2 separate regions of the Homo sapiens genome follow, and region 2 is linked to region 1. Evidence: read pairs that join two places in POLR2A ChIA-PET (ENCODE). Cell type or tissue: B cell. All regions are shown on one strand.

Region 1 (5,000 bases):
TTGACTAATTTTATTAGTTCATTCAGTCAGCAAGTATTTATTGAAGGCCTGTTACATGTTTGGTTGCTAGAGATACAATGATGGAAAATTCAGATAAAGTTTCTGCTCAAACAAAGAAATTAAATTGGCTAGACATGGAAATAGTGGCATCCAAGAGGGAAGGTCTATACATTAGTGCTGTTAAGGCCTATAGAACTCCTCTGATTCCTGTCATTATTTAAAAAACAAAACAAAACAAAACAAAACAAAAAAAAACCTTGGCGGTTTAGTTATTTCTTCAGTTCTGTGAGCTACCCAAGCATCCTTCCAGTCTTTCCAATAAAACGGACCACCTCCTTCTTACTCTTATTTTTAATTTCTTAAATTTGTTTTAAGCCAAAAAACCCTAACCAATATATAAATTGGACCTAGGGTGGGGTTTTATTATGTACTCAGCTTAGGTCAGATGGTTAGATGTCTAGTCTTATATCTAACAGATTGGCTATGAAGATGTGGAATTTGAATAAAAGTGATAGCTTCTTTACACGTCCAATCTTAGAGTAGGGAAATGAGCATTTCACAGCAGAAAGTTTTGTTCTGAACAAAACAGAGTCCCTTGTAGTGTATATCTATCATATATACTGCATTATGTTTGGTTAGGACTTGAAAATTTTATTTCATTGCATCATGTTTTTGATCAAGAATTTGTAGGAATTTTGTGCAACAAGAGGTTATAATGTTAATACGTATTAATATTCTGACCGAGGTTGAAGTCTTCATTCTTGAAAGAAAAAAAAAATGCAAAAGTATTCTGATCTCAGAAGATATGAAAACTATCACTCTTCAGAATTACTGGCTTTGTGTTTTGAACTAGCTCTTTCAATAGTTTAACCTTCAACTTTTTATACTTGTCATAACTTGTTTATTAAATGAATCACTATGTCACCACATTCTATACTGATTTACATAGAGAAGATGTTCAGTAAAAGTTGGCATGATTTAAATTTTACAACAATTAACCATAGAGTTTCATCATAAGATTGGTTTAAGTGCATTCATTATTGCAGTTGCAAGGTTATGAGTTGTTAATGTTTCAGAAAAATTTTTAAGGACCCCTTTTAAAAAACGTTTTGTGTTTACATATATACATACCTCCTTCATCCTAGGTTTCACTTTCTCTAGTTTCAGTTAGCCAAGGTCAACCTTGGTCTGAAAATTGATGAGTACAGTATAATAAAATATTTTGAGAGGGAGAGAGAGAACATTCACATGGCTTGTATTACAATGTTATTATAATCTATTTAATAATTATTTTTTTTTAAGAGATGGAGGTCTCATTCTATCGCCCAGGCTGGAGTGCAGTGGTGTAATCATAGCTCACTGTAGCCTTGAACTCTAGGGCTCAAGCCATCCTCCTGGCTCAGCCCCAAGTAGCTGGGATTACAGCCAAGAACCACCACACCTGGCTATTTTATTATTGTTGCTGTTAATCTCTTATTGTGCCTAATTTGTAAATTAAACTTAATCATAGGTATGTATAGGATAAAACTTAGTACATATGTAGTGTTCAATATTGTTTGCAGTTTCAAGCATCCACTGGGGGTCTTGGGGCGCATCCCCTGGGGATAGGGTGCTGGGACTACTGTGTTCCTTACACAGTTTCATCTAATGTTAACATTTTGCATAACCATGGGACAGTTATTCAAACTAGGAGGTTGACATATATGTTATTAACTGCAGGCCTTATTTGAATTCCACGTGTTTTTCTTCTAATGCCTTTCTTCTGATCAGGATATAATCCAGGATTGCACATTAGATTTAGTTGTCTTTATTCTGCAGTCTATAATAGTTCTGCAGACTTTTTGTCTTCTATGGCTACACTTTGAGTTTGTACAATGTGCTCTCATGATTGGGCCAGAGTTATGCATATTTGACAACAATATCACAGAAACAATATGTCTTTTGTCATGGGGTTCACGATGTATGTCTTCTTTACTGGTGATAGCAACCTTGATCACTTGTTAAGGTGGTTTCTGCTGGGTTTCTCCACTGTAAAGCTATCTTTCCATTTGCAGTTAATACATTTCTTGGGAGACACTTTGAGACTATGCAGATAAAATCTAAGGATCTTTCTTTGTTCTTAAATTTTTTTTTTAATTTGTGTAAATTTATGGTCTTTTTTTTTTTTAAATCTAACTAATTACCAAGATCTATGGATTTATCATTCAAAATCAATCTTTCCTTTTTTTTGGATCAAGTTTAGATCAGTTTCCTTAAATTCATTTTATCATTCAATGATCAAGTATGCTAAAATGAAAAACGCTAGGGATGCGAAAATGAACAAGATGTAAATCTTGTAGTATCACCTAATAGTAGGCCTTGGCATTAGACAGATCTGATTTCAAACCCTAAATTCTAATCTTGGAGTCCTGTGAAGTTGTGCAAGTTGCTTACCTTTGTTGGGCCTCAAATTACCTCACAGAATTATTAGTAAGGGATAAATATGAAATTCTAGAAAGGCAAAACTAGTCTACAATGCCAGTACATTGTTGATTGCCTTGGGCTAAGAGTGGGAAGTTGACCCAAAGGGAGCTGAGGAACCTTTTGGGATGAAGGAAATATCTTCTATCTTAATTTTTTTCCCAAAACCTTATAGTGTACATTTGAAGTGAGTATATTTTATTGTAGGCAAATTATATTTTAATGAAATTGATTTGAAAACCAAGGTGGTTCTCCTTGAACCCAGTTTTCCATTTAATGGGATAAAATATGATATGTAGAATTCATAAGTCTTAAGGTTTTAGAAATCAGTCGTCTAGCTCTCCCTTATCCAGAGGAGTCTTGTGACAATTTAGCATTTGCAGAGCAATTTAAGAGTTTAAGTCTATAGTTGTGACAGAGTAAGAAATATATTTTTGGTCCTACCCCCAGTTCCTGACACAGAGAACATGAAAGCCCTTATAATTTCCTGAGTTGTAGGAGTACTGTCCTATATTCTGTTTTAATATTTGGTCATTGACCCTGGTTCCTGTCTCAGAACTCCTAAATCCCTTTAAATTTTTGGGGTGATAGTAGAGTCTTTTGTTCTAATGGGGTGACACTTGGGCTCCTGCATAGCTTCAGAATGGGGGCTGGTCACCAGAAAGTCCACACCATAATTAGAACCTTGGAAATTTCAGCCCCACTCCCATCTTCTGGAAAGGGGAGAGGGACTGGAGATTGAATTAATAATCGATTATACCTACATGATGAATGCTAAAAATTATTAAACTGTGGGATTTGGAGAGCTTCTAGGTTGCATTGAAATGAGTCCAGAGAGGCCATGGGAGTTCTGTGCACCTCCTCTACCTTGCCTTACACATCTCTTCCATTTGGCTGTTTCTGAGTTGCATTCATTATAATAAACTGGTAAATGTAACTAAAGTGCTTTCCTGAGTTTTGTGAATTGTCATAGTAAATTATCAAACCAAATGGAGGATGTCATGGAAACCTCTGATTTATAACCAATCCAAACAGAAGTTTGTGAATAACCTGAGGACCCTTACTTGGAACTGGCATCTGAAGTGGGAACAGTCTTGTGGGACTGAACCTTTAAGCTGTGGGTTCTGCACTAACTCTGAGCAGAATTGGGTTAAATTGTAGGACAGTCAGTTGGTGACTGCAGAGAATTGGAGCATTGCTTGGTATGGAAAACCCACACATTAAGACCCACTGGTGTTTCTGTGTGAGTATAGGAGAAAAACAATGTTTTCATTTAGTAGTCATCGCATTTTGGCATGTCTTTAGGTCTGAGACTCTCAAGTTATTCTTTTTCTTAAGTAGATTCCAAACTCAGGATCTTTCTGATCTCTTTTGGTCTCTTTAGAATCTTTTAAATTGATTATCTATGGAGTTTGATTACCTAGAGGTTCAAATTGACTGAAGTCAACTTCTTGGGACTCCTTTGAGTACAGAATTTTATTCTTCCCTTTGCAACCACAGAACTGGCTGGATTCTGGTGAGCTCCTGAAAGTTATTATTTGGTAATCTGTAGTTTTTAAGATTTGTTCGGTTGGCATACCCTTATGTATCTACATGAACCTTAAATTTAATTTATTCTCTTCCAAAGTACTCAAAGACTTTGGTAGAGAAAAAAGTTTTATACGCATATTTTAAAATCATGTTACTTTCCATGTGATCTAAAAGTCATTTTCTGTGGAAAAGAGATCAGTGTTTTAAAATTATAGCTTTTTCTTTTTTTTTTTTTAAGCTTTTCCTATTTTGGTGGTAGGCAAAGGAAGAAGTACTGTTGTAATTTATAGTGCTCAAAATGCTAATTGGCTGCATAAAAAAAGGCACCTTAATTTTTCTTTTCTCTGATTGAGATAAAATTATTTGGTAGCTCTTAGAAAGACCAAAGGCTGAGGGGAGGAAGCTGAAATGATGACATATAGCTATGTAGCTACTAATATATGTAAATAGAAATTCTGAATCTGTAGATAATCTAAATGAGACTGCTTAAAGGGAATGGCAGAGCTTTTGACTCACATGTAGTTAGTGTAGTTAATAAAATTTTGTTGATATCAAGATGGCATTAAACTGTTGGATAAATTCTAAATATGTGTTCAATTTAAATCTGAGGTAATTTTTACAGTTTAAGGCATTGTTTATTTTATACCTTTTACCAAATGCTATGATATGCTTTTAAATGTAACTGATGGCATTTAGTAAATCTTTATATGTATTTAAAAGCATTATCAATGGAAAAGTTTATAAATTTTGTTCTCTGGTTATACAACTGTGAGAGCCTATTTTAAGGGTGAAGTACAGGGGCTAGTAACTAAAAATCACGACCTTTCTACTGGCTATTTCTACAGGCTGTAAATTTTGGCCAAATACTTTGGAGGATTTAAATAGTTCTCATGAGATTCAGCTTTACAAATCCAAATTTAAAGTGCCATGGCAAATGTATCTTTGGTATTTTTTGTCCTAATTATCTAGCATAAAACCAAAGTGTACATTTATTAAATGCATTATGATTA
Region 2 (5,000 bases), 120 kb before region 1:
AGGTGAGTAGGTGTTGAAGTTTTCAAACACGGCTCTAAGATTTTTTTGACATCCCTACATTCGGTCTATGTCCCCTTCTCCTGAATCTGGCCTTTGGGACTGCTTGACCCATAGAAGATGGTAGAAATGACACTGTGCCATTTCTGGGCCTAGGCCTCAAGAAATTGGCAGTTTTCACTTTCTGCCTCTTAGGATGCTTACTTTCTTACTTTTGGAACCCAATCACCATGCTGTGAGGAAGCCCAAGCTGCTTAATGAAAAGGAACTGACTGCCAGTGTCAGTGTCAGTGTCAGCTGTGTGAGTAATCCATCTTGGACAGGCATATGCTAGCCCCAGCTGAGCTACTCCAGCCAATACCTTGTAGATCACAGATAAGGGCTCCTCACTGAGCCCTGCCCAAATTAGATTTGTAACGCAAATAGATAATTGCTTTTTAAATTTTTGAGACAGAGTCTCGTTGTGTCGCACAGTCTGGAGTGCAGTTGTGTGCTCATGGCTCACTGCAGCCTCAACCTTCTGGGTTCAAGTGATCCTCCCACCTGAGCCTCCTGAGTAGCTGGGACTACAGGCATGCAACAACACAACCAGCTAATTTTTTATTTTTTGTAGAGGAGGGGGTCTCACTATGTTGCCCAGGCTAGTCTTGAATTCCTGGGCTCAAGCAATCCTCTCACCTTGGCCTCTCCCAAAGTGCTGGGATTACAGGTATGAGCCAATGCCCACCTGATGTTTTAAACCAGGGATGTCCAACCTTTCGGCTTCTCTGGGCCACATTTGAAGAACTGTCTCGGACCACACATAAAATATGTCTAATACATAAAATAGTCTAAAAATAGTTAATGAGCTAAAAAAAAAAATTGCAAAGGCTGGGCGTGGTGACTCACGCCTGTAATCCCAGCACTTTGGGAGGCCAAGGTGGGTGGATCACGAGGTCAGGAGATCGAGACCATCCTGGCTAACACGGTGAAACCCCATCTCTACTAAAAAATACAAAAAACTAGCTGGGTGTGGTGGCGGGCACCTGTAGTCCCGGCTACTTGGGAGGCTGAGGCAGGAGAATGGTGTGAACCCAGGAGATGGAGCTTGCAGTGAGCCAAGATCACGCCACTGCACTCCAGTCTGGGTGACAGAGCAAGACTCTCAAAAAAAAAAAAAATTCTTTAAAAAAAAAAATTGCAAAAAAACTCATAATGTTTTAAGAAACTATGAATTTATGTTAGGTTGCATTCAAAGTCATCTTGGGCCACAGTTTGGACAAACTTGTTTTATTTATTTGTTTATTTATTTATTTGAGATGGAGTTTCACTCTTGTCACCAAGGCTGAAGTGCAATGGCATGATCTTGGCTCACTGCAACCTCCACCTCCCGGGTTCCAGTGATTCTCCTGCCTCAGCCTCCCAAGTAGCTGGGATTACAGGCAGGCACCACCATGCCTGGCTAATTTTTGTATTTTTAGTTGAGACGGGGTTTCACCATGTTGGCCAGGCTGGTCTCGAACTCCCGACCTCAGGTGATCCGCCCACCTCAGCCTCCCAAAGTGCTAGGATTATAGGTATGAGCCACTGTGCCCGGCCACAAGCTTGTTTTAAACCATTAGGTTTAAGGGTGTTTTTTAATGCAGCAATAGAAACTAGACCAGAAGAGGCTTAACTGGGCTCTGGGCTGTGCCTGTGCAGGGTAAAAGGTTGATAGAGTGGATAGGCAAGGGATAGAGCTGGACAAGATTTCATTCCACATGGAGAAGAACTGAATCCTATATTGTTGGGCTGAAATGAAGAGATATGGACTTAAAGAAGACAAGTTAGGATGGGTGTGGTGGCTCACGCCTGTAACAATCCCAACACTTTGGTTTGCTGAGGTGGGTGGATCACCTGAGGTCGGGAGTTTGAGACCGGCTTGGCCAGCATGGCAAAACCCCGTTTCTACTAAAAATACAAAAAATTAGCCAGGCATGGTGGCAGGCGCCTGTAATTCCAGCTACTTGGGAGGCTGAGGCAGAAGAATTGCTTGAACCCAGGAGGTGGAGATTGCAGTAAGCCGAGATCGCGTCGTTGCACTCCAGCCTGGCAACGACAGAGCAAGACTCTGTCTTAAAAAAAAAAAAAAAAAGACGAGTTACTCATTGTTCATAGGAGAAGGTTAGGCAGGAAAATGTAGAAATCACATCAGTTTGAGCTATAGGTCAGTATCCAGATGTTCATGTTAAAAGTAGAAACACAATTCAGGCCAGGAGAATAGATTTTAAAAATCTGTTATGGCAAATAGGGTAGTCTACATGGGCACATGAGGATTCATGATCTGGGAGATCAGGCAACAGGAATCAGGGACTTAGGTGGAAAGTCTGAATGCAGGAGGAGGTAAAACCAGCCCCAAGAACCCTTTGTATTAGTTACAGTGGGGATGGGGACATAAAGTGAAGATCTTAGATAAGGATCAAATTATTCCAAGAATGGAGCTCCATGGTCTTTCATTGGGCCTAGAATTGAGATTAGTATTTAGCTCAAAGATGGGGGTGGGGGATAGTGGTAGAATCAATGACCAAGTATGGTGTGAACTAATAGGCACTTACCATTAGTTAACATAACTAGGGAATAAAGATCCTTTAAGCATATTTGAGAATATTAAAATGAACATTGGGATCTCAAAAAATTTAACATTTATACTTAGGTTTGTCTTTTTTTGTTCTCAAAGTAAACTGATGTGTAGTTTTAAAAAGAAAATTGTAGGCCGGGCACGGTGGCTCATGCCTGTAATCCCAGCACTTTGGGAGGCCGAGGCACAAGATGCTGAGTTCGAGACCAGCCTGACCAACATGGTGAAACCCCGTCTCTACTAAAAATACAAAAACTAGCCAGGCATGGTGGCACGCCCCTGTAGTCCCAGCTACTCAAGCGGCTGAGGCAGGAGAATTGCTTGAACCCGGGAGGTGGAGGTTGCAGTGAGCCGAGATACGCCATTGCACTCCAGCATGGGCGACAGAGCAAGACTCCATCTCAAAAAAAATAAAAAAATAAAATAAAAAGGCAAGTCATAGCTGGAAAGGGTAGCGGGGAAGTGGTCGTTGGGGAATTGGGGAGAGTTAACGGGTATGAAAAAAATAGAATAAGACCTAGTATTTGCTAGCGCAGCAGGGTGACTATAGTAAAAAATAATTTTTTTTTTTGAGACAGTCTCGCTCTGTCGCCCAGGCTGGAGTGCAGTGGCCAGTCTCGGCTCACTGCAATCTCCACCTCCCAGGTTCACACCATTTTCCTGCCTCAGCCTCCCGAGTAGCTGGGACTACAGGCACCCCCCACCACGCCTGGCTAATTTTTTGTATTTTAGTAGAGACGGGGTTTCACCGTGTTAGCCAGGGTGATCTCGATCTCCTGACCTCGTGATCCGCCTGCCTCGGCCTCCCAAAGTGCTGGGATTACAGGCGGGAGCCACTGCACCTAGCCAAAAATAATTATTGTACATTTAGAAATAACTAAGAGCATAATTGGGTTGTTTGCATCACAAAGGATAAATGCTTAAGGTGATGGATACCCTATTTACCCTGATGTAATTGCATGCCTGTATCAAAATAGCTCATGTAATCCATAAATATATACACCTACTGTGTACCTACAAAAATGAAAAGCAAATTGTATACTAGAAGCTCCTAAAGAGGTTAGTGGTCATTAATGAAAGCACTAGATAAAGCACTTTGTGTTTACATAGGCATAACTGAATATCTGCTGATTGTTCAAAACCTTTAGAGTTGATCTTATTAGATTCTGTCATTCCATTGTTTAAGGTTTTTTCCATTCTGGTTTTATTCTAAAAGTAACTTAGAATACAGCTAAATTCTCAAGATGGGTTGAACTGTATCCTCTTTGCTTACCTTTTCAATCTCATTTCCCTACCACTCTTGCCCCTGGCTCACTAGGTTCCAGACATGTTGCCCTTCTTTCAGGTATGTGGAACTGCTAGACTTTCTCCTAAGTCAGGTCATTGCACAGGCTTTTCCCTGAATGGAAGGCATTTCAGTTTACTCTTTCCCTGGATGGCTTCTGTTCATCTTTTAGGCCTGTTTAAATGTTACACCCTTAGACATCCCTAAACGCATTTATGCCCCCTTTGTAATTCTCTCCTAGTAACTTTTCTTCATTGCTTTTCATGTAACTGTAATTGTGTATTTGCACTTTAGGTGTTCAGTGGTGGCCACTCCCATTACAATGTGACCTCTACCAGATGGGAGGACATTATGGATTTTTTCATGACTGAAGCTCGGGCACAGGAAAATGAGTTAAAATCCAATAAAGTGAGAGAAGGCAGAAGAGGCAAATTGAGAGAATTAAAAACACCTTTCAAAGAATTGCAGTCTCACAACTTTTTGGGGGAGGGCAAAGTGCTTTATTACATCTAAATGGTCCCAGATTGAGTCTTCTCTTCATGAGCGATCAAGAAGCTCTAGGATGTGCAGAAGTTGGAGCCCTCATACCTTGCTGGTGGGAATGCAAAATGGTGTAGCCGCTTTGCAAGTTTGGTAGTTCCTCAAAAAGCTAACCAGCATGACTCAATAATTCCACTCCTAGGTATCTAACAGAAATGAAAACATTTGCACACAAAAGTTGTACATGAAAGAGTACAGCTGCATTCATAATAGCAAAAACAAAAACAAAAAAATCCCCAAATGTCTACCAAATAATAAATAAAATGTGGTATATCCATACAAGGGAATGTTGTTCAACTATAAAAAGGAATGAAGTATACGCTATACTAAGGATAAGCTGTGAAGACATGCTAAGTGAAAGATGCCAGACAAAAGGCCTAAGTGATAATTCATTTATACAAACTGTGCATAATAGGGACATCTAGAGACAGAAAGTAGATTAGTGGTTGCCCAGTGCTGGGGAAGTAGGTGTGAGGGTGACCATTAATAGATATAGGGTTTTTTGGGGGTGATAAAATGTTCTAAATTTAAATTGTGGTGATAGTTCCACAATTCTGAATATCAGGTTGAGCATTCCTAATC

What was found. ChIA-PET counts read pairs that join two places held together with the same protein. Peaks named below come from ENCODE experiments on the same cell type or tissue, not always from the same donor. Only the 100,000 strongest peaks of a DNase experiment are listed, where the experiment ranks them.
Region 2: POLR2A ChIA-PET joins it to region 1 with 7 read pairs; 3 of 35 experiments call an interaction of 5 or more read pairs at or near these places.

The regions. Positions count from the first base shown.
Region 1 is chr1:86,971,068-86,976,067 of GRCh38, forward strand. All of the region lies in intron 1 of HS2ST1 (heparan sulfate 2-O-sulfotransferase 1), which reads left to right. It overlaps LOC124904211 (a long non-coding RNA gene), which reads left to right. Exons shown (of 2, transcript XR_007066207.1): 1 at 1-3,976. Among named protein-coding and RNA genes, the nearest start is that of HS2ST1, 59 kb to the left of the region's middle. In B cell, no CTCF peak of the experiment used is centred here; no DNase peak of the experiment used is centred here.
Region 2 is chr1:86,854,225-86,859,224 of GRCh38, forward strand. No RefSeq gene overlaps it. Among named protein-coding and RNA genes, the nearest start is that of SELENOF, 57 kb to the right of the region's middle. In B cell, no CTCF peak of the experiment used is centred here; no DNase peak of the experiment used is centred here; H3K27ac peaks cover 816 bases.